Regions from separate parts of the Mus musculus genome. Here region 1 is linked to region 2. The links are chromatin loops, found by intact Hi-C in ENCODE. Cell type or tissue: heart. All regions are shown on one strand. Each heading gives the region's core, and the rest is flanking DNA. Links, peaks and the distances in the headings are about the cores only.

What was found. Hi-C counts contacts between places; a loop is a spot of excess contacts. Peaks named below come from ENCODE experiments on the same cell type or tissue, not always from the same donor. Only the 100,000 strongest peaks of a DNase experiment are listed, where the experiment ranks them.
Region 1: a loop joins it to region 2, with 10 times the contacts of the local background. A loop is called at or near these places in 30 of 42 quality-filtered maps.

Annotation. Positions count from the first base shown.
Region 1 is chr2:122,153,745-122,165,366 of GRCm38, reverse strand. The region is part of intron 2 of Patl2 (protein associated with topoisomerase II homolog 2 (yeast)); the gene reads left to right. Trim69 (tripartite motif-containing 69) reads right to left here and starts at 4,659. Exons shown (of 7, transcript NM_080510.3): 1 at 4,471-4,659. The coding sequence starts at 4,476. In heart, for the core only: a CTCF peak has its summit at 4,496 (motif pointing right); a DNase peak (open chromatin) is centred at 4,536; H3K27ac peaks cover 935 bases.
Region 2 is chr2:122,064,966-122,076,587 of GRCm38, reverse strand. It overlaps Spg11 (SPG11, spatacsin vesicle trafficking associated), which reads left to right. Exons shown (of 40, transcript NM_145531.2): 22 at 1,088-1,293; 23 at 1,976-2,084; 24 at 3,583-3,742; 25 at 4,279-4,533; 26 at 5,523-5,723; 27 at 6,612-6,719; 28 at 7,687-7,849; 29 at 10,129-10,343; 30 at 10,932-11,622. Among named protein-coding and RNA genes, the nearest start is that of Eif3j1, 42 kb to the right of the region's middle. In heart, for the core only: a CTCF peak has its summit at 6,502 (motif pointing left); no DNase peak of the experiment used is centred there.

The sequences.
Region 1 (11,622 bases), core at 1,443-9,442, 89 kb before region 2:
CTGCTTAAGTATGTAGACCTGAGTTCAGATTTCCTGCAACCTCGGTGTTGGCAATGGAGGAGACATCTGTGGGGCTTGCTGGCTACCAGGCTAGCCAGAAAGCAGTGAGAGACCCCCGTCTCAGGGAATACGGCAAAGAACAATAGAAGACACCAAACCTCCTCCCCAGGCCTCCACATTCACGCCTATGCATATGTATCCTCACATACACACGTACATACATGCATATATCCACATTCACACACACTGTATCATTATGGTGGACTGGGAGTATTGCTCAGTGGTTAGGGTACTTGCCTAGAATTAGTAAGAGCCTGGGTTCAATTGCCAGGACCACAAAATAATCCTAGAACAAAGAATCAAACCCATAGAAAAGAGTTTTGTTTATATAAAATATCCAACTTAGGTAAAATCCATAAGAGACAGAAAAATTGCTTTCTAGGGCGCATGGGAGAAGGAAAGGTGGGGATGACTGCTTAGTGGAAAAGAGATTTCCTCTGGGGGTGACATCATTTTGGAAAAAAGGCAGCTGTTGTACGTTGTAAATATACTAAATGCTACTGGAGTGTACCCTTGAAAATAATTGGTTGTATGAGTGTTATCTTAGTTTTTTTTTTTCTTAAGTAGAAGGTATTTGATTCCAGAGCCTGGATTTTTATACTGAACAAGAATGCTTTATTGTATGCTACACAACACATGCTATTATGTGAAAAAGAGCCGCCAAAAATTGTTTCCATCTCAGCATCTGTGGAGCTGATACTGCTCTTAGGCACCCAGAGCCAGCTCTATGCGAGCAAGCGAGCGAGCGAGCGAGCGAGCGCCTGCCTTCCACTGTATCAGTGAGTCAGCAGTGAGCCTCCTGACTGGGACTGGGGTTTAGGGCATGAGCCACCATGCCATGCTTTCAGTTTCTTTTCCCTGAAACACCCACTGGGCAGGCTTTGGAGATCCTGCTGTCTGCCCACGTTCATGTTCTCCCATGCCGTGGCTCTCCTTCTTTGCGCTGAAAAATGTTATCCCTTCCTTATTTTATAATTGCCACTAACTTTTTATGGGGGTGGGGGTGGGGGAGTGGTGCTGGAAGAACCTAAGGTGCCATCCTCAGGAGTGCAGTCTACCCCTTTGAGACAGCATGCCATTGTCCTGGGCTCACCAGTTAGGCACTGAGCCCTTGCTCCAGGCCCAGTTTCTCTGTTTCTTCAGATATTTTAAGGGAGGTTGAGTTCTTCCCGAGTCATCTATTTAGAAAAGTCTAACAGGAACATGAAGGCGGGTCCATAATTGAGGTTGGTTTCTTTTTGAAACAGCACACACATGAGCTCTCCCCACCAGAACAGTCCTGCTGCTTGGCTTACTGTGTCTCCTCCACTCCACCTCCCCCAGGTGGAGTCTGCTGTCCTACATCTTAGATCCTTGTGACTGCCTGCTCTAGGGAAACAGCTGCTCTGCTGCCTGGTGTAACGAGCACTTCCTGGAAACTCTCTTTCTGCAAGGTTTGCATTCCTCGTCCCTCACACATTTTGCTTGGCCTTTACTGTATTCTGTAAAGATTTTTCCTAAGCTGGTGCCCAAGCTCCTTAAAGCCTCTAACTTCATCTTAAAGGGGTTGAAGGGTTGTCTGGCATTTTGCTTTTTTTTTTTTCCTGTCTTTTTCATTCTCCTTGAGTTAGTTGTTTGTTCCTTTGGGACAGGATCTCAAATTATAGCCCAGGCTTCCCTCAAACTCAAAAGCTTCCTGCCTGTGCCCTCCCACGTGCCTGCCCACGTGCTAGGATTACAGGCATTGGCGAGCACTCATGGTTCCCTCGTTACAGTTTTGACTTTACAAAGAATGAGAGGTTCTTTTGAAGGGAAAATCATTATTTTTATTATTTCACCATTCAAAAACAAAAAGCCCACCGGCCGGTGATGACGCACGCCTTTAATCCCAGTACTCGGGAGGCAGAGGCAGGCGGATTTCTGAGTTCCAGGCCAGCCTGGTCTACAGAGTTCCAGGACAGCCAGGGCTACACAGAGAAACCCTGTCTCGAAACCGCCGCCAACCCCCCACCAAGAAAAGCTCAATTTTCACTAGCACTTTATCCAACATTTCTATACATTTAGGGAAAGATATGCATGTGGTTTTTTTGGGTTTTTTTTTTTTCTGTCTTTTTCATTCTCCTTGAGTTAGGAGAGAATGTATATGTGTTTAGGAGAGAATGATGGTGGTGGAGGAGGGTATGATTTTCAGTGTGCTACACCATCTTGACAAGACAAGTAACGAAAGCAGGACATCGACATCCTTCTTCTAGCCTCTGTGTTAGCGCGCGCGCACACACACACACTGCCACCTGAGTACTCATATATGTGTGTATAATCACACTCTCTGTGGGTGCCACTTCTCAAAGAGTATAAATTGAGTTTCTTTGAGCCCATCAGAAGGGAGACTCGAGGTCAATATTTATATACAGAATAGTTATAAACAATTCTATATGTTATTCTTTGCATACTTGACTTTTTAAATTAAGATTTCTATTCAATGTCTACTGAATGTGTTAATTTAAAATAACTGCCTTCCCCACTGTCCACACTAAAGGATCAGGTCTGCATATGTCAGGTGACTTCCTTTTCCTTTCCCAGACCACAGACAGACTTCTGGACCATTTCATAGGCTGTCCAGCAACCCCAACTGTCGCCTAATGCAAAAGATGACTATGCAAACCAGACTCTCTCATGAATCTGAAAACAAAGAATAGAAACAACTGCTGAAAAACACCGTGAGATACATTGTAGAACACAAAAAACATGGCCCAGAAGTCATTAAAGAAACATGGTGAATTTGAGGCCAGTCTGAGTCTACATATCGAATTCCAAGACAACAAGAGCTGAGAGAGACCCTGTTGGAAGGAAGGAAGGAAGGAAGGAAGGAAGGAAGGAAGGAAGGAAGGAAGGAAGGAAGGAAGGAAGGAAGGAAAGGAAGAAAAGGAAGAAGGAAGGACAGACAAAGGCAGGATCTGGCATATACATTTTAAACAAAAAGCAAAAGAAATGGAGAGGTGGCAGGTAGAATCAGTTCATTAATAGAGATAAGAATTACAAAGGAAAGGGCTAGAAAGACTGCTCCATTGTTAAGAGCATTTAAGTCCTTAGAGGACTAGAATTCAGATCCCAGAACTCATAAATCTCTGTAATTCCAGCTCCAATGGATCAAAGTCTTCTGTCCTCCTTGGACACTCTCACACACACCCACACTCTAAAAAACATTTATAGCCTAGTGGTGGTGGCGCACACCTTTAATCCAAGCACTCAGGAGGCAGAGGCAGGCAGATCTCTGTGAGTTCAAGGCCAGCCTGGTCTACAGATGGAATTCCGGGACAGCCAGGGCTACACAGCAAAACCCTGACTTAAAACAAAACAAACAATTACAGAAAAAACCAACGAGGAAAGCTGTTGCATTACATTAACTATGCCACTGTCCTCTGTCTCTTCCTGAGCTCTTATGGCCAGCACATTACTTGGCTGTGGTAGGGGCTTAAGGAATGTGTTGGAAGTAGCTTGTCTGAATCTCTGCTCTTTAAGAATACTCTTGGTCTCCACCCTCTTGAAACCTGAAACCCTCTCCTTTGGCCCCGAGTGCACTACTACCCTGGTTCTTTCCCCATGAGTAATTTCCATCCCCCTTTCTATTCTTAGTATCTTCTCTGGCTTTCTTCTAGCTCTGCTCTCTTTTAACAAGTGAGTAATTTCCTGACTTCGTGTTCAGCCTCACAGAAGTAAATCCTAAATCTGTACCTCTGGGTTCTGACCCACTCGGCATCCGGATCCATGTACTGAGATTCCTTGATGGGTTTCCGTGGAAACCCGGCTTCCTTAAAGTAAATCGATGTTTTCTTTTGTCTGTCAACACTAAAGTTTAGAATACTAACTTCCTTTACTTTAGTTTTAAGGTGTTAATTTAAGACGTTTAACTGGGCTGGTGAGATGGCTCAGCAGGAAAAGATGCTTGCTCCCAAGCCCGACGACCCAAACTCAGTCCCTGAGATCCACATGGTGGAAAGAGTGAACCTAATCCTGCAGATTTTCCTCTGACTTCCACACATGTGCTCTGGTATGCACGCCCACATATCTACACAAAATACACAAATGTGATTTCTAAAAATGTTTAACTGCACCTCTGTTGTAAATATAACATACCAAGACCTATAGTATGAAAAAATGTTATAACTAATAATTCTTCATCTAAAGATAGTAGTTATATTGATAAAGAGGTTAACTTTTGTATAATGTTTGTCTTAATTATCAAAAAGTTATGGTGGACCTCCTTACTTTCTTACCCACATCTCTAATTTCTGTTTATCCAAAGGCCTAGAGTTTAGAAGGTAAAGGCTACATGTTAAATATTTCTTTGATTTCCCTTCTTGATCCACAATCAATACCCTGTTTCCTACCCTGTGTGTAGAAAACCCGCTGAGTGGTTAGAGAATAACTTACCTCCATGAAACTTGGTCATTAGGCCACCAGGGGGCAGAGTCAGGCAACTTGGCTTTGCTCAGTGAGCCCAGGATGGCTGCAGACCAAGAGTTCTGGGCCTGTTAGTATGCTAGGAATGGACTCAGAGCCCATGAGAGGAGGAGGGAGAAGAGAGTTCAGGAGCTGAAGAAGACAGACAAGGCCAAAGCTAGAGATCCAGCAGGTTCCGTGACAGTTTGTCAGTTGCTTTGATGATATTCGCGTCTGAGATAGACAAACTCTGATTGGATTGGAATGACCTGCCAACCCCTTTTATTATTTTATTTGGGATGGGATTCTTTTAAACTTCAGGTGGTAATCTAATTTTTAAATGTTTAATCTTGAGTTATGTGTGAGTATGTTTGTGCTCGAGTGTGTGTCATGTATGGAGGTGCCCACAGAGGCCAGAGAGGTGGATCAAATTCCCTGGAGCTGGAGTTACAAGTAGTTGTGAACTACCTGATGTGAGTACTGGGAGCCAAACTCTGGTCCTCTGTAAGCACCATAAATACTCTTAATGGCTGAGCCATCTCTCCAGCCCTGGTAATGTAATTTTAAGGTTTTCAGATCTCACTTGGGAATGAGGCTGCTCGAGGGAAGAGAGAACAAACAGCAGCATCAGCTGTACCCCTGACTGGAGCGGCTTCTCTTTATCCTAGCTGGACCCGTCACCTCCAGACACAGAGCCTTTCAGGGGTAGCTGTTTGGCTCTCCCTGTCTTCTTGGCATCTCCTGAAGCAGACCTGATCAAGTAGCAGGGTCTGGAGCTGGACCCTAAGGCAGCAGGGAAAGATGCTGTTCACACAGCTTTCTCTAAAAGTCTAAGTAAGCACTTTTAGCTTAGACGCTCGTCCCTAGACCATGCTCAAGTCTGGGAGCCCGCGGGTTTGATGTTTTGCTTACAGTAATTCTAACTCAGTATATTGCCTTGAGTGGTTAGTGTCTGCCTGCTATCCAGCCTTAGCATGGACAACAGCATGCCAGAGTTAGAGACTGCCCACAAATGCCTTGCTTCTCTGGCTTTGCACAGGCTGCCCCTCCTGCCAAGAGAGTTGCTGAGAAGTCAGAGCAGGCTGTGTGCAGCAGCAGCACCTGGCAGATGTTTCTATCACTGCTCTGGGTATACTACATTCTTCCTTTCATTAAACCGATTTGTCTTCAGATCTCTTTCCCAAGAAACCGCAAGCTTCTTGTGAGAAAGAACTGTCTTCTTAGCCCCCAGGCCTTCCATGCTATCACTCTGTAGTAAACACTGGCTTAGTGAGAGAGTTCGAGGGGCCCTGTGAATGATCTGCACACCCTCCTTCTGTCTGCTTGTTTTCTTAGATTTCAGGGTTATTGTCGTTGTTTGTGTTTGTTGTTTGGTTGATTGGTTTGGGTGGGTTTTGTTGTTATTTTGTATTTGTTTTGGATTTTGGTTTTCAAGACAGAGTTTCTCTACATAGCCTACATTCTGGCTGTCCTAGAACTCACTATGTAGACTAAGCTGGCTTCAAACTCACAGAGATTTCACCTACCTCTGCCTCCCAAGTGCTGGGAATAAATGCCCTGCATGCATGTTTTGTTTCTGTGTTTGGTGCTAAGGTTGAGCGGAGTGCCTTGTAGACAAGCTCCCTAATCACCGGCCTGCCCCAGCTTCTCTCCAGTGGACCACTGAACAACAGCTGCTATTCTGGCTTGTTAGGGAAAAGAGAGAGAGAGAGAAGAGAGTGGTTCATTCACAAAAAGCAGTCTCCTGGCAGGATAGGCAGGAGCATGGTAACACCGCACTGCCAGCCTCAGCCTCTCTGTCTTCCCTGGGCAGGGTCGTTGAGACAGGTGGAGCCAGATCTGGGGATCATGGCTTTTACATGCCGCAAAAGAAAGGGATGTAAGCCACAAGAACTGTTCATCTACTGAAAACTAGGAGGGGAGGAAGGCTGTCGCTCTCCAGTGCATTCCCGAGGAATGTCTTCTGTAGTTTGAGGGTTATCATCCATGTGACTCTCAAGTGCCTTCCCATGCAAACTGGACCCTCAGGATAACCAGGTAATGTGTGACTTACTGGACTCTTGTGAGTTAAGTCAACTTCTCCAAGCTGAAGATGCTCACAGATAAAGCCAGACACGTGACTCTCCCAGAGCTCTCTGTTACACATCCCAGGCCGTGCCAAGAGTTAGCATTTTTCTTTAGACGCAGGAACTCTCAGGCTTGTCTGGAATTCATCCCTGGGACTGCCAGAATATAAATGCGTTCTTGTATTTACTATGGTTTTGGCTTCAGTAAGAGATTTGCACCAAAGTTTAAAGCCAGTGTAAAGCCCCCTGCATCTCACAGCTGTTGGTCAGTCCCCAGCTGATTTACATAAGAATTTAGAGCTCAGGCTTTATGCAATATTTGAACTCTGATTCTGGTTTCAGTTTGCTCTCCACCTCCACACTCACTGCACTCCAGCAAGGCCAGCACTACTCAGTGAGATTCCTTGGCTTTGTTTTCGGAGATAGTCTCATTTATGTAATCCAGTTGGGCTCGGCTCACCTTCTTTCCTCTCTCTGTCTCCCAAGTGTTGGAACATCAAGATAAGGCGAGTTTGATTCCCAGGACCCACCCACATGGTGGAAGGAGAGAATTGACTCTCTCAAGCTGTCCTCTGTCCTACATATACATGCTGTGGCATGTGCATCCACGAAAAAAAATAAATAAATAAATAAATAATGTGAAAATAATAGCAAAAATGGTGAGGAATGGTGAGGAACAATATCCTACATCATCCTCTGGCCTCCAAGTGCGTGTTCACGTTCACACAGACACTAGAAAAATAAATGTAATGTGAAGCTAAAGATTTAAGATTGATAATAGTATTAGGTGTATTTGGGGGGTTTGGAAAACACATATTCAAAAATTTTAGTTACGGATTTTAAACTGTGCCTCTCCTCTATTTCATGTCCTGGTGGCAGTGGGAAGACTGTGAACCCAAAAACACTTACAAGAAGAGGACTACAGCTTGTTTAAACCCTAGCAAAACAGTCTAGATAGCCTTTTGTTTATTTGTATTACCAACATAAAACAGGCAGGATGGCTTAGTGGGTAAAGCATTGCTATTAAGCCTCATGACCTGGGTTGGATCCCTGAGTCCCACACAGTGGAAGGAGAAGGGACTGACATGCATACCTGTAGCCCTACAACTCAGGAGGCAGAGGTGGAAGAAGGAGTGCAAAGCCAGTCTGGGCTACACAAAACCCTGTCTTTAAAAACAATCTTTAGGGCCTGGAAAGATAGTTTGGCAGCTAAGGGGATTTACTGGTTGCTCTTTCTGAGAACCTGGGTTCTCACATGGCAGCTCACAACCTGCTCTAACTCTAGGTCCAGGGGATCCTATGCCCTCCTCTGGCCTCTGAGGGCACCGCACACATGTGGTACACATAAGCACATGCAGGCAAACACTTGTATACAGAACATAAAATTGTTAGAAAGCTCTCTATGTGTCTGAGTTTCTTTTTTTTTTAAAGATTTATTTATTATTATATGTAAGTACACTGTAGCTGCCTTTAGACACACCAGAAGAGGGTGTCAGATCTCATTACAGATGGTTGTGAGCCACCATGTGGTTGTTGGAATTTGAACTCAGGACTTTCAGAAAAGCAGTCTGTGCTCTTGACAGCTGAGCCATCCCTCCAGCCCCCTGAGTTTTCTAAGAAAAACTATGTAGTGTATTTGCTGTTTCACGAGCCCAGAGTTCTCTACCAGGGGTTTTGAAGAATTTTTATCTAAAATTTTGTTCTAGAGAGTGAGATGAAGTTTGACCATCTGGGTTCCATCCCCAGATGCTGCATGATGGCAGAAGAGCGTTGGCTGCAGCAAGATGTCCTGTTACTGCCCATGCACCTGTGCCCCACACAAGTAAATAAACACAGCTTAGTAAAATAAAGGGAATATCAAGACTAGAAAAATTCAAAAGACTGAAATATAATGGTTTTCTAGGACTAGAGGATTTAGGAGGAATGTGGAAAGCTTGCTGATTGGAACAGGATTTTAGTGGGGAGGACGTTTAAATGTACTAACTGTGGTTGTAGATTATATCTCAAACACAGTGGCAGGTGTAGTGCACAATACAGTGTTACAATCGGAGTCTGGGATTAAACCATGGAATCTGATAGACAGTTGGAGGCCTAAGAAGGAAATTAGTGAAGCCCAGGTATGGATGCTCTACCTAGCACTCCATCACAAGCATCGGCTCAGCTCATTGGTCCAGGCAATACTGGCAGGCTCTCTCCACTCCACTCTGCATCTCACGATCACAGGCCATGGCTACTGCACAATTTCCTATTCCAGCCAGGCAAAGAGAGGCCCACCAGTGATGCTCAACGGTCCCAAAAAGCAGAGCCCACCATCATCTGGTCTCCACCCAGGCTCCAGCAGCCCATGTGAGGCCTAGGTATTGTGTCCTTCTCTGCCAGGGTCTATCTAGTGGGTAGAACTAGAAACATGCACTTGAGCATGTGCTGAGCTGGCTACACTGGTGGGGCAGGAGGGCCTTGCAAGGCTGCATAGATGTTGAGAAACATGAAAAAAGCTGTCACAGGGACACCCCAGGTTACAGAGTGGTCGATAAGGTACAAATTCCATCTGGAATTCCACTCCTGTTGTTTGGCCCCATTCCTGTTGCCACTACCTCCCAAACAGGTTTTCCTGTATATGATCTGCCCACTCAGGAAGGTTGCCACATCCCCAGGCTGTGGGCAAAAGGGACTTCCCCACCCCCTCTCAGTTTCCTCTTTACCCAAAGCCCCTTACAACAAAGAGGAAGGGTGGTGGTTCTCTACATCTGCCTTCCCACAGAAATTAGATCAGCAATCCTACTGTCTAGTCAGTCTCCTAGTGAGGCTTTGAAAGTTAAAATTAATAGGACAGTTTCTGGTTGCTCTGATGGTGACATTACTTGTAGTGTCCAGAAACTGAAGGTCAGAGGTTGCAATCCTTACAGACACACACATCTTTAGAATCAGGATTTATAATCCTGTTGATTTATTTCTTGAAAGTTGGTTGGCCACTTGCTAGGCTAGGCTAATAGAACTGAATAAGTGCAGAGCAACACAAAGGGTGTAGTTGGGAAAAGCATCACCGAGCCAACAATACTACAATAGAGTCAGAGCCATTGTTAGGGCTCAAAGCAGTCTGGCAGTGTGGTGCTAAAGAAGACACACACACAACCCAAGTTTCCTGCTCAAGGTTTCACCAGTAGACACAGGACTTGGGGACAAGAAATTGGAAATATGATCCTTCTTGCCACCATGGGTCCTAACAAAGTTCCACTAGGACGGGTGGGAAGGGTCTACTTCCCCACATCTGTCACTCTGCAGCCTACCCTGAGGTCCACTGGGACAGGTGGAAAGGATCCACTTCCCCACATCTGTCACTCTGCAAGCTACCCTGAGGTCCTTTCCAAGGTGGAGGGTGGGGTTCATTCTCCCAGGTCCCTCACCCAGGTTCATCTTGAGCTCTTGGCTGCTGCAGGAAGCAGTCTTTGGAGGTGCAATTCTAGTCTTCTTTCCTTCTACTGAGTTCCCAGGCTTCCAGTGCAGTCTTGTTCTTGTGATGTCTCTGTGCGATGAACGTCTCTGCCTTTTCTCCAGGTTATGGAGGAACTTCCCATGAAGTTTCCCTATGCACCTTAAGCCCAGTAGTAACACAGCCACTTTCAGTCCTACTGAAACTTCACTAGCCAAACAGGATGAAACCTTCACAGAAGAAGAGACTGAAGATCAAACAATACACCTAGGACCCTAAGGAACTTTATCCCAGGAGGTTGCTGGGATAAATCATCTACATTCCATAAATATCATGTACTGGGGGCCTAGGAGGTGCCTCAGTCTTGGAGCTGAAGGACCTGGGTTCAGCCCTCATCCCAGAAAAGTTGAGTAAGGTGCTATGTGCCTCTCACCCTAGCACTGGAAAGGTGGTAACTAGAAGATCCCTGGGGCTGGATGGCCGGCTAAATCTCCAAGCTTGCCGTTCACTGTAACTCTGCCTCAAAATATAAGGTAGAGAGTGATAGCAACTGGAGAAGATATCCAGCAGCAACCCATCCTCTGATACATACATACATACATACATACATACATACATACATACATACATACATTCATGCACTCTCTCTCTCACACACACACACACACACATACACACATATCCCCCCATACAACACATGCACAACCCACATACACATGCACACACACATGAACATACATGCACCCCCTGCATGCATACCCTTACACAAGCATATATACATGCATGCTCCCTCCTCACACACAAACGTATACACACAAAAAAATAACTGGAAGGCTTAGCAGTTAAAAGTACTGGCTGCTCTTCCAGAGGACCCCGGTTGAGTTCCCAGCACCCACATGGTGGCTCACAGTCATCCATAACTCTCTAGTTCCAGGGGATGTGACTTCCTCCAGATGACCTCTTCTGAACTTCATAGGCAGTAAGCATGCATGTAGTGTACATATGTACATGTATCATACACAAAATTAAATGAATCTAAATTTACAATAATAACAGTTGTGTGAAATATAAATAAATAAATAAAGCTTTGTGATGCAAGATTGATTGTCCCACTTCTGGCTTATGGTTACTATTAATCAGTAATTGTTATAACAAAATACCTGATACAAGCTACTTAGTAAGAAGAGATTTACTTAAGAGTTTGGAAATTTCAAAATGTTAATGATAACCAAAGGTTCCTCTTTCCCACCGACAGCAACAGAAGACGTGCCTCAGGAAGGGCAGAAGAGGCCAGGCTTGCTGCCTTCCTTTTTTTTTTTTTTTTTTTGGGTTTTTTGAGACAGGGTTTCTTTGTATAGCCCTGGCTGTCCTGGAACTCACTCTGTAGACCAGGCTGGCCTCGAACTCAGAAATCCACCTGCCTCTGCCTCCCAAGTGCTGGGATTAAAGGCGTGTGCCACCACCGCCCGGTTGCTTGCTGCCTTTCTAACAGCCCTCTCAGAACTCAGACGGCTCCTTGTCCCTTGACAGGACCTCCCACCACACTCCTTCTTAGAGCCCTCACCACTTCTCATTATCACCACCCCCAGGGACTAGATCTCCAGCCACAAAAGGAGCTTTGGGGACACAATTAAACTCTCAAAATTA
Region 2 (11,622 bases), core at 2,111-10,110:
AGTGTTCTGTCTGCGTGTACACCTGCATACCAGAAGAGGACCTCAGATCCCTTTAGAGATGGTTGTGGTTGCTGGGAATTGAACTCAGGCCTCTAAAAGAGGAGCCAGTGCTCTTAACTGCTGAGCTATTTCATGAGAGCTTATCACTAACTTGTCTTAAGAAAAATAAAAATGTCTACAACTGTGGTATTGCCATTCCTAATGTGTAGTGCATTTCATGCTTATTAAATTTTCCCAATTAAAAAAAAATTAAAGAACATGTAAGTCTAAGGAAATGGGGTTATACTATAAGTGCCCCAACATAAAGCTTTCACTGGAACCCAAATGAACACAAAGGGAGAGGAGGTAGCAAAAGACCAAATAGAAAGTTCTCTGTTGTTAGCACAGCTCCAGTTCCTTGTCCTGGTGAGAAGCAGCTTTTAAAATTGTGTGTGTGTGTGTGTGTGTGTGTGTGTGTTTGTGTGTGTGTGTGTTTGTGTACACGCGCGTGTGCTTGTGTATGTTTGGGATGTATGATGTAAATGGTTTGTTCTTGTGTGTGTATAATGTGCTTTGCATTTGGTGTGTATGGTGTATGTGTGTACATGGTTTGTGTATGTGTCTGTGTGTGATGGTATATGTGATTTGTGTGTCTGTGTGGTGTGTGTAATGTATGGTGTAAATGGTTTGAGTCTGTGTGATGTCAGGGTGTGTGTACATCAAGTTACCTATGGAAGTCAGAGGACAGCTTTTTTAAAAAGATTTTATTGTATTTTTATGTCTGGTGAGGGGGGCTGTGGGAATCCAGGAGAGAAAGTCAGGGCCTCTGGGGTGGAGTTAGAGGTAGTTGAGGGCTGCCTGGTGTGGGTGCTGGGAACCACACTTGGGTCTTCGACAAGATTAGTAAGCATTGTTGGGTGCTTAGCCATCGTCTCTCTGGCCTACAGGAAAGTGTGTGTGTGCTGAATCGCTCCACCGTGTGAGTCTGGGAGAGCAAACCAAGTTGTCAGGCTTGGTACCAAGTATCTTTACCCACTGAGCCATGTCCCCAGCCAGTGCGAGAAGTAATGCTTATATCTTATATAATTTTGATTTCTTTATTTTCTAGGATCCAGCAAGTAGGCAAGGAGGCCTATACCTTAGGGCTCTCTTCCTTCACCAACCCTTCGGTAGGGGCTGCCTGTGTCTGCTTCTTAGAATTGCTTGGCCTCAGCAGCCTCAAGCTCAGAGTTGACCTGAAAATGGCAAATGTAATTTTGGGCTCCAAGCGTAGAGATGAAGATGCTCGTTCCAGCTTCATCAGAGAGTCTCTGGGTACAGCACCTTTGCACCCTGCCACGTGTTGTCCATGGGAAATGAGGGACAGGTCAAATGTTGTCCACGGGAAATGAGGGACAGGTCAAAAGTCCTGAAGTGGAAATGAAAGTTTATGTTATTAATCTCACTTTCTTAGAAGTCATTTTAATTGGGTTTGAATGACCCTGAGCCTCATTAATTTAACAAAAATACCCAGGTCTGACTTTTTCTATTGAACACACACACACACACACACACACACACACACACACACACACACACACCTACCACATACACATATACTCCATACACATACAGTGTATGTCACACATATATACTACTACACGCACCCCATATACACATCACACATTACATGTCACACATACACACTGCATGGTCCCATATATAGATTACACACAGTCTATTACAGTTGGTCCTGGAGGTGCTGAGGCAGGATAATCACTAAGAACTCAAGGCCAGCATGAGTTACCCAGGGGCTTTACAGCCCATGCTCCCTCTTGATGGCTTTGATCTTACGCGGCTTTTCCTTCGGTTCTTGGTTATTTAGAGATATGGTCCCAACGTGTTCTGTCCTGCGTAGGCTGACCCTGACCTGAGCCTGCGCAGTCCATCTCGCTCAGCTGGAGCTACAGAGCTATGCAGCTGTGGCCACCGAGGTCTTGTTGCCTGTTTCTTACAGCTGAGAAGCTGTCTAAGCTTGCTGACGGTGACAGAGCAGCCACAGAAGAGCTGCTTGTTCTCTTGGAGGAAGGCGTGTGGGACAGCATTGAGCAGCAGGGCTTTAGCAGGTTTGTGAGTTGCAACCCCAGCCTCTTTAGTAAGCCTGGCTGTGCCAACCTGTGTTGGACTGCTCTTCCTTCAAATAGCTTGCTGCACTTTCATCAGCTCCCCACCCCCAACCCGTGGCCTTACTCAGCCAGCATAGGGCAGACAGAAAGTAGCTACCCATGGGACTCCCTCTCTTCAGATGAGAGGGAAATCTGTTCTGCTTTGTAGGCAAGAGACGTGGTGGGTTTTTAAGATCATTTTTATTTTATGTATACGAGTGTTTTGTCTGAAGGTATATCTATGTACCACAGAAGTGCAGTGTCCTTAGAGGCCAGATCCCTTGAACTAAAGTTACAAAAGGTTGTGAGCTGTGTGGGTGCTCGGAACTGCATGTGGGTGCTAGGGACTGAACATGGGTTCTCTGCAGGAACAGCGAGTGCTCTTAACGACTAAGTGTCTCTCCAGCCCAAGAGAGGTGGAAGGGTGGTTTTGTTTTCGAGACAGGGTCTCCCTGTGTAGCCCTGGCTGTCCTGAAACTCGCTCTGTAGACCAGGCTGGCCTCAAACTCAGATCTACCTGCCCCTGCCTCCTGAGTGCTGAAATTCAAAGACCTGTGCCATCACATTTGGCTAGTTTTTTTTTAAGTAGTGCAATAATTATTTGATATATATTTAAAAGCATATGTTCATTATTTTTACATATTTTATGAAATTTTTATTATATTTATTTTTACCACATGGAGATCAAACCAACAGCCTCATACACGCTAAGCATGTGCTCTACTGCCGGGTGACCCTGCCTGCCCTTGGTGAAAGGGTTTTTGGTTTTTTTGTTGTTTTGGGGTTTTGTTGTTGTTGTTGTTGATGATGATGTTTTGGTTTTTCAAGACAGGGTTTCTCTGTGTAGCCCTGGCTGTCCTGGAACTCACTCTGTAGACCAGGCTGGCCTCGAACTCAGAAAGATCTTGTCTCTGCTTGAGTGCTGGGATTGAAAGTATGTGCTACCGCTGGGCAGGCTGGGCAAGCTGGCTGACGCTCTCTCCCTCCCCTCCCCTCCCTTCCCCTTCCCTCCCCTCCATCCCTCCTTCCTTCCTTCCTTTCTTTGAGAGTATGTTTTGGTTAATTTATTTAATTTGTACTAATTTCCAAATTTTAAACTAGATCTATATTATATAAAGGGTATGTGTGTGCAAGCACACACACGTGTGCACATATGTGTCCAGGTGCCCATAGAAGCCAAAGATGTTAATCCCCTGGAATTAGAATTACAGGGTGGTGTGAGCTGCCTAATTTGGGTTACCTGGAGGAGCAGTAAACTCTCTTAGCCACTGAGTCATCTCTCTGCCCCCCTAAAGCTATACTTTATTTACTTATTTATTTCCATTTTTTGAGACAGTCTCACTATGGAGCCCTGCTGGCCTGGAACTCCTAGATATCCCCTGCCTCTGCCTATCCCTGAGAGCTCTATTTTAATGACTTTTTTTTTTCCCTCTGCTGTCCATCCCCAATTTTATTATAGGTTGTCCAGTGAGTCCAGCAGCCAGTGGGCATTAGTGCTTCAGTTCTGCATGCTCCATGACAGGAAGCTGAGCGTGTCCTACCTTAGAGAATGTGCCAAAGCCAATGACTGGCTGCAGTTCCTGGTCCACAGCCAGCTGCATAACTACCACCCAGCAGAGGTAAACCACACTCCCTGGCACTGTGTTCTCCAGGACTGTCTGCTCGAGACCCACATTGGCTGAGTCTATAACCTGGTGTCAGGCAAGGGCCAAATCATTGGACAGATGTGGACAAGTTTCTAGGATTCTAGGTTTAACATAGACATTCACTCAAATTCCCTTAAAAGCAACCAACTGTGTGCTCGGGTCTGCAGTCTCAGTACTATGGAAACTTGGGAGGCAGGATTGCAAGTTCTAGCCCAGCCACCCTGGGCCAGATAGCTGGATGTTGTAACAAACATCACATGGTCTTCTCTCCCACAGCTCAGCATTATAAAGAATCATCCTGAGCCCTGTTTTTATTGTTGTTGTTTTTTGTTTTTTTGAAATAGGGTTTCTCTGTATAGCCCTGGCTGTAATGTGAGTTGCCTTTAACATAGAGATCCATCTGCCTCTGCCTTCCAAGTGCTGGGACTAAAGTGCCACTACCACCTGGCTTTTTGTAAAAACTCACTCTGTGAAAAAGAACACTGAGTGTGTTTTAATCGTCTCTCTAGGTGGAATCTCTTCTTCAGTATTTCAGTCCTGTCCTTCAGAGCCACTTGAAGCTGGCTTCTGAGAAACTGTCATCAGGGTCCATCTCTAGGGATGACAGCTGCCTCCAGGAACTCCAGAAAAACAAAGGAGAAACGAGTAATTTCTTTGAAATTCTCCACCGGTGCTCAGATGAGTCCACCTCTTGGAGCTGGCTCCTGGCTGAGGCAGTGAGACATCGGGCTCCCATCCTCAGTGTCCTGGCCTCGTGTGTGCAGGTGAGCTGGCCACAGTGGGTGCTAAAACTCTACCTGCTTGGTGGCTTTGTCAGGACAGTGGCAGGCTAGGGGTGGATGCTGGCCATAAACTAAGACCCGGTCTCATATGGCTTGGTAGTTAGGAGCACACACTGCTCTCACAGAGGACCTGACTGACTTCCCTGCACCCATATTTGGTGGCTCATAGCCACTTTTAACGCAGACTTCTGTGGTTTCAAGGCTTCTGGGCTTCATGAACACCAGCACTCACACTTAACACTCAGATACTCACACACACAATTAGAAATCAAGGAAGTCTTTCAAAATGTCAGAACTACAAAACAGAACAAAACACAGACCAGCAAAGCCCCTTGACACCAAATTTGACCACGAGTTTGAATCCTGAGACTCACGAGGTGAAAGGAAATAGCTGACAGCCATAGGTCCATGACAGGTGTGTACATGCACACATGAGGAAGTAATGAGCTGGGGCTGGAGAGCTAGCTCAGGAGTTAGGGGTGCTTGTTGCTCTTGCAGAGAACTGGAGTTCAGTGCTCAGAGCTGCCTGTTATTCTGGCTCTAGGGAATCCGTTGTCCTCTTCAGGCCTCTGTGAGCATTAACACACATGGGCTCATGTACGCAGAGACAAAACAGAGAACAAGAAGGAAGAAGGAAGAAGGGAAAGGAAGGAAGCAAGCAGTAAGGTGGGAGGGGCCTGAAGTAGCTACAGGGGACAATTGTGAGGCTCTTACACCTGCTTCCAAGGTCAGACCTCAGGCTGTCTGTCCATTAAGCTGTCTCCTGGCACCAGTGAAGCCTACGGTGGGGACTCAGTTTCTGGCTGCCCTCAGGAAGGTGCTCTGCTAGGCAGGCACCCTCCTCCTCTTCCTTAGCACCTTGTTGGGGAAGGTTTTCTCACAAGCTGATTCCAGCTAGTTAGTGGAGTTTTGTCCATCTGTGTGATCGAGGCCCAGTTCCTTCATTTTGAAACATTCTTATCCAATGGTAGGGTGCCAGTGTTGTCTCCTGTCTCTGTGTTTGGATTGTCACCTCCGTGGAGGACAAGGTTGCAGCTGAAGCAATGGGACACATTCAGATCTCTGTAGAGGACCATCACTGGAGCCTGAAGGACCTGTCCATCATCTGGAGAACTGTATTGACAAGACGCAAGAGCCACACTCTCATCCGAGGTTTCCAGCTCTTTATTAAGGTATTGTTATACACATACACACATATGCACTCACACTCATGAGTGCACACACACACTTCAGACATTCCAGAACCTCAGGGTGTCAACATAGCATTCCTTGGCTTTTTCTTATTATCAGACCTGGATTTTTTTTTTTAAAGTCAACAAGAAATATTAATGGTAGCTGGGCGTGGTGGCGCACGCCTTTAATCCCAGCACTTGGGAGGCAGAGGCAGGCGGATTTCTGAGTTCGAGGCCAGCCTGGTCTACAAAGTGAGTTCCAGGACAGCCAGGGCTATACAGAGAAACCCTGTCTCAAAAAACCAAAAAAGAATTACACAAGAAATATTAATGGTAATAGAACTTGTGTGTGTGTGTGTGTGTGTGTGTGTGTGTGTGTGTGTGTGTGTGTGTGTGTGTGTGTGTGTGTTTAGTTTAGTATTGGGTATCCAGCCCTAGGACCTTTGAGATATACTGTATTTATTTAGCAGAGTACTTTATATGTATTGGTTTAGTAAGTTCTCACAATACTTTATAAAAATATTTTGTGTGTTAGGAAGTGGCATTACCTTTCTTTTACAGACTGATAACTAATACATAACTCAAACCGCACATACTCAAGTAGGCACGCTTACAATTCAGATTCATCACTTCTAATCCTAAATTCCTCTTTTCTGGCCTGACAACCCCACCAAAAATAGGCTAGTTGATACCACAGAGACCAACCAGTAGGAGGGTAAGTGGCTGGTGCTCTTTTGCCTCCGGGAATGTTTGTTGGGGCCATAGCGCCGCCTAGTGGATGGTTAATTTTTTCCCCCAAAAGGAAATAACATGGGAAACTTAATTTGATTCTTCCATTATTAATATCTTTGATGATCTGGATTTTCTAATTTTAACTCTTCTTCAAAGGATTCCCCACTTCTATTGATTATGGAGATGTATGAACTGTGTATGTTCTTCAAGAATTACGAGAAAGCCAAAGTTAAACTTTTGGAGTTCCAGAAAAGCCTTGAAACAGTAGGTGGAATTGGAGTGTCCTCCTCTCAGGTCTAAAGTTGGTTGGCAGGTCTTCATGCTGGTGGGTGGTATGGGGAAGCAGTAGACAACTGGTTGTGCCATGTGATTGACAATGAGTCACTGTCATTTCAGAGAAGCCAGACAGGTGGCGTTGTGACTTGTAGTTACCGTAAACAGAAGTGTCACGTCATGTGCTACTGTTATCTGTGTCCTGGTGGAGTAGCCAAACTTAGTGGGGCTGAGATCAGTGGTCCCTGCTGTGGACACCAAGAAGAGAGGGATGGTTCTTTGTCAAATGCAGGCTGGCTCTTGACACCCTCTTCTGGTGCATCTGAAGACAGCTACAGTGTACTTAGACATAATAATAAAGAAATCTTTTTAAAAAATCTTCTGGGCTCAAATACAAGCCCAGACCCCTTCTAGGGAGCTGCCAAGTGAAGCATGGTTGGTTAGGAATAGCACAGGGGGACTGATTTGATAGTAGGAGGCATTTAAGCCTGGGACTTCGGTGGTTCCTAGAGTTTGGCACTCTGGACTGTCACACACATAGCCCCCTCACCAGCACTTCCTGCAGAGTGGCAGAGCTGCCTTTGTCCCCATCACTGCTTCCTGCCATCTGTCGGGTGCACAGACCCTCCTTTTGTGATAGGCCCATGAGAGTAGTAAGAAGCCTTGGGAATGTTCGGGGCTTTCTTGATCCCAGATTTGGGGGTTCTGCTTTTTCTTTCCTTTTTTAGATTTATTTATTTTATATCTGTGAGTACGCTGTCACTCTCTTCAGACACCATAAGAGGGCATCAGATTCCGTTAAAGATGGTTGTGAGCCACCATGTGGTTGCTGAGAATTGAACTCAGGACCTTTGGAAGAGCAGTCAGTGCCTTTAACCACTGAGCCACCTCTCCGGCCTCATGGGGTTCTGCCTGTTCATTCCCACAAACTCTTCTGAGCCTCTGTTGTCTTTCCTAGCTTGACACAGTGGCCGCAAGGGTCCTTCCTATCATACCTGCCTCGTGGATGAAAGACCAGGTTTGTTTCCTTTTGAAACTTATGCCGCAGCAGTGTGAGACGCAGTATGAGCTGGGGAAACTCCTCCAACTGTTTGTTGGCACTGAGCAGCTCTTCTCTGACGGTAAGACAGTTTTATTCTGAAGCTGCTGCCAAGTTGTTAGCTCTTGTATGTTGGAATTATTTTTGGAAGGCGGTCAGAATATTAGATATATTGGATAGATAGCAGCACACTGACGTCCATCCATAACTGAGCATGAAGAGGTCATCTGTAACAGCAGCATCTACTGTAGTGCAACCAGTCCTTCTAAGCAGCTGATACATGCTCGCTCTTGCAAGTGTGCTTGCTCTCTCTCTCTCTCTTCCTCTCTCTCTCTCCCTCCCTCCCTCCCTCCCTTCTTCCCTCCCTCCGTCTCCTCTCTCTCCCTCTCCCTCCCTCCTTCTTTCCCTCCCTCTCCCTCTCTCTCTCTCTCTCTCTCTCACACACACACACACAGAGAGGTGGGGGGGGGGAATGAGCAAGCTAACCTGAGTCATTGTCTCCAAGGTTAGCGGATTACTATGATATTGAAGAGCACCAATCTGAGACACTTGACAGCATGGTGGTTCACACCTATAGGCCCAGTGCCCAGAAAGCTGAGGTAGGAAGATTGTCATGAGATCAAGGCCAGTCTGGACTTCACAGTAAGATCCTGTCTAATAAAAGCCACATGTGTATAGTAGAGGCTGATTTCATGTGCTAATCTTATCGCTACCAGTTCTTAGAGCAAGGTGGGCAAGTTCAGCCAGACTTTGACTAAGGATATTGCAAGGTATACACACATACTCCCTCACACACATACCACATACACTCATATATATATATATATATATATATATATATATATATATATACACACTGAAAGTGCTAAATGCCATATATACATGTGCTACAGACCCTCTGGGCCCCTGGTCTGTGTGGAATGGGATCTCTTAAGCAGATGAGCAAAGAGTCGGATGGAGTGACAGACAGACAAACACGCAAGAGTGGTGTTGGATCTGAATGTAATTTTCCAGTCGAGCCTCAGACTTTTTATAATACAGAGTAAATTGCAAATCATAACAGAATAAGGCACATTGAATTTTTCCAGGTGCAAAAGGAGTGACTTCAAAAGGAACCAGATAAATGTTTAACACTAGAGATTAGCACAGATGCAAGGGGAGTGACTTCAAAGGGAATTTGTAGGGACCAGATAAATGTTTACACTAGAGAATAGCACCTTCTGCCAGGCAAGAGTTTTACACTTAGTGTTAATAGCACCAGGGTTGTTAACTCTTGACACGCCTCAAGAATAATGTAGTGACCCCAAAATTCTCTAGGCCTTGTTAAATTATCTTGTCTGAAGGATCCTCATTTATCAGTATAGTATATTAATTTGCTCTTGGCATGGAATGTAGTCTGTAATATGAATTTCTATCTCAGTGAGAATTCCAGACTCTTTCTGCAGACAACTGAATTAATGGCTAGTGCTTAATTGTTTTATGGTAGTGCTTAATTAGTTACTGAATAGGTTAAACTCCTTGCTGCTATCTGGAATCTAAGAACACTGGGAAAAGGCTTTAGCTATGTTAGAATACAATCTTAAAAGGCATTTACTATAAGGTAATTCTTAATAGAGTGCACGTGAATCTATACATTAGACTAACGTGGTGGAAATTTGAATATTATGGGTTAGGGAAAGAAATGCCATAACTCTGGGAGGAAAATTTCCATGGAACTCTTATCCTCGTGAACAGCTTCCAGGCTTTTCGCCTGTCAAACTGACCCAAACTAGAGAGCTGACTTTCACCAGACATCCAGGAGGAGAGTCCTAGAAATTCATTTCTCATGAGCAGCTTTTTGGCATTTCTGCCTCACAAGCTGACTCCACCGGAGTGCCCTTGGCATACATGCGAATATATTCATACATACACAGGTATATTTATATACATACTCATGTATACATATATGTGTGTCCTAATGGCACTTAGCATTTTGAGTATGTAAGGACTTGCCCTTAGTGGCTTCTGCAGTCAGTCAGAAGAGAAGGCTTGTTTTTACAGGATACATGGCATGCACCTGTAATCTTAGCACTTGGAAGGTAGAAACAGAAGAGTCAGAATTCAGGGGTTTCCTTAGCTATATAATGAGTGCAAGACCAGCCCAGACTCTGTGCTACCCTGTCTCAAAAGAATAAACAAACAACAAAGAAGAAAGGAAGGAAGGAAGGAAGGAAGGAAGGAAGGAAGGAAGGAAGGAAGGAAGGAAGGAAGGAAGGAAGGAAAAAGAAAGGCCCCCGTTTCCCCTTTAGGCACCCTGCTGTCCCCTGCCACTCTGTCACCTCAGCAGCACTGCCGTGTAACCGCGCCCTCTCTCCTGCACAGGGCCAGACGTGCAGAAGCTGTGTCTCCTCAGCCAAGTGCTGAAGGACACACCTATCGCCATTAGCCCTGCAGTCATTTCCAGCTACAGCACTGAGAACTTTCAGCGGGAATGTAGATCTATTTTGGAGAAGCTAAAAGCAGATGGGCAGTTTGCTGTGGCTAGGAGAGTGGCCGAGTTAGCAGCCCTGCCTGTGGACAGCTTGCTGATTGAACAGGTATATCTTAAGTTACTCAAACTCCCAACAGAACCAGTGGGATGCAGTCCATAGGCAATGCAGCCCTTTCCCAGACTGCTTCAGAAGTGAGTACACTTTTGATATAGTAACTGACGTATGTTTTGATGTAAGCATGGCCTATAGAACAGTGGTTCTCAACCATGGGTCATGACCCTGTTGGGGGGGTCTCAGACCAGATATTTACATTGTGGTTCATAACAGTAGCAAAGTTACAATTATGAAGTAGCAATGAAAATAATTTTGTGGTTAGTGGGGTGGCGTCACAACATGAGGAACTGTATAAAGGGCCACAGATTAGGAAGGTTGAGAACCACTGCTGTGAGGTGCACTCCAGCTGTTTGCTTTTGAAGAGGATAACTATACGGTGGCTTTCCCTTGGCTCTCAGATGGACTGAGAACCGTTTTCATACTAACTTTCCACATAATTGCATCCAGCGCCCTCTGCAGCCCAGGCTGGTCTGCACTCACTAGATTTGCTTGCAGCCAGCGTGTCCTTAGGAAGTGTTAATGTCTGTGATGATGCTTCTTGACCCAGGCAAGGCTGATGTCTGCTTTGTTCAATTTCAGTTAACTCAGGAAATGCAAACACTAACACACACTCCGCAGTGGTCCCTGAAACAAGAAAGACTTGGCTTCTGGAAAAAATGCCATGAAATTTTTAAGAAAAACTCTATTTCAAAGAGAGCAGCCTCTTCCTTCTTCTCTAGCCAAGCCCCCGAGGTGAGTGAGCACCCTGCTGAACAGGGCAGCCTTGAGGAGCGCCATCTGCTGCTCACTCTGGCTGGCCACTGGCTTGCCCAAGAAGAGCCGGTTCCCGTGGAGGAACTGGAGGGGCTGGAGAAACAGATTTGGATCTGCCGCGTCGCCCAGCACACATGTGGAGGGGCTGAAGAGGAAGCCAAGCCCAGCCTCTCTCAACACAAGTTGGCTGCTGCTGAACTTTCTTTTGATAGCTTAGCCAGTGAGCTGTCCTTCTCCAAGCTCGCTGCTTTGAACACATCCAAATACTTAGGCCTTAATGATCTTCCATCCAAGACGACGTGTGAGAACAGACTGAAACACAAAGAGCAGGAGTCACTGAACACTTTGATCGGGCAGCTGCTGGATGGTGGCTGTGTGCATGAAGCAAGCAGAGTGTGCCAGTATTTCCGTTTCTATAGCCAGGATCTAGTGCTGGTGTTGCACTGCAGAGCCTTGGCCTCCGCAGAAGCCACCATGGAAGACTTGCACTCAGAGATCCGTGCCCTCCTCTCAAGTG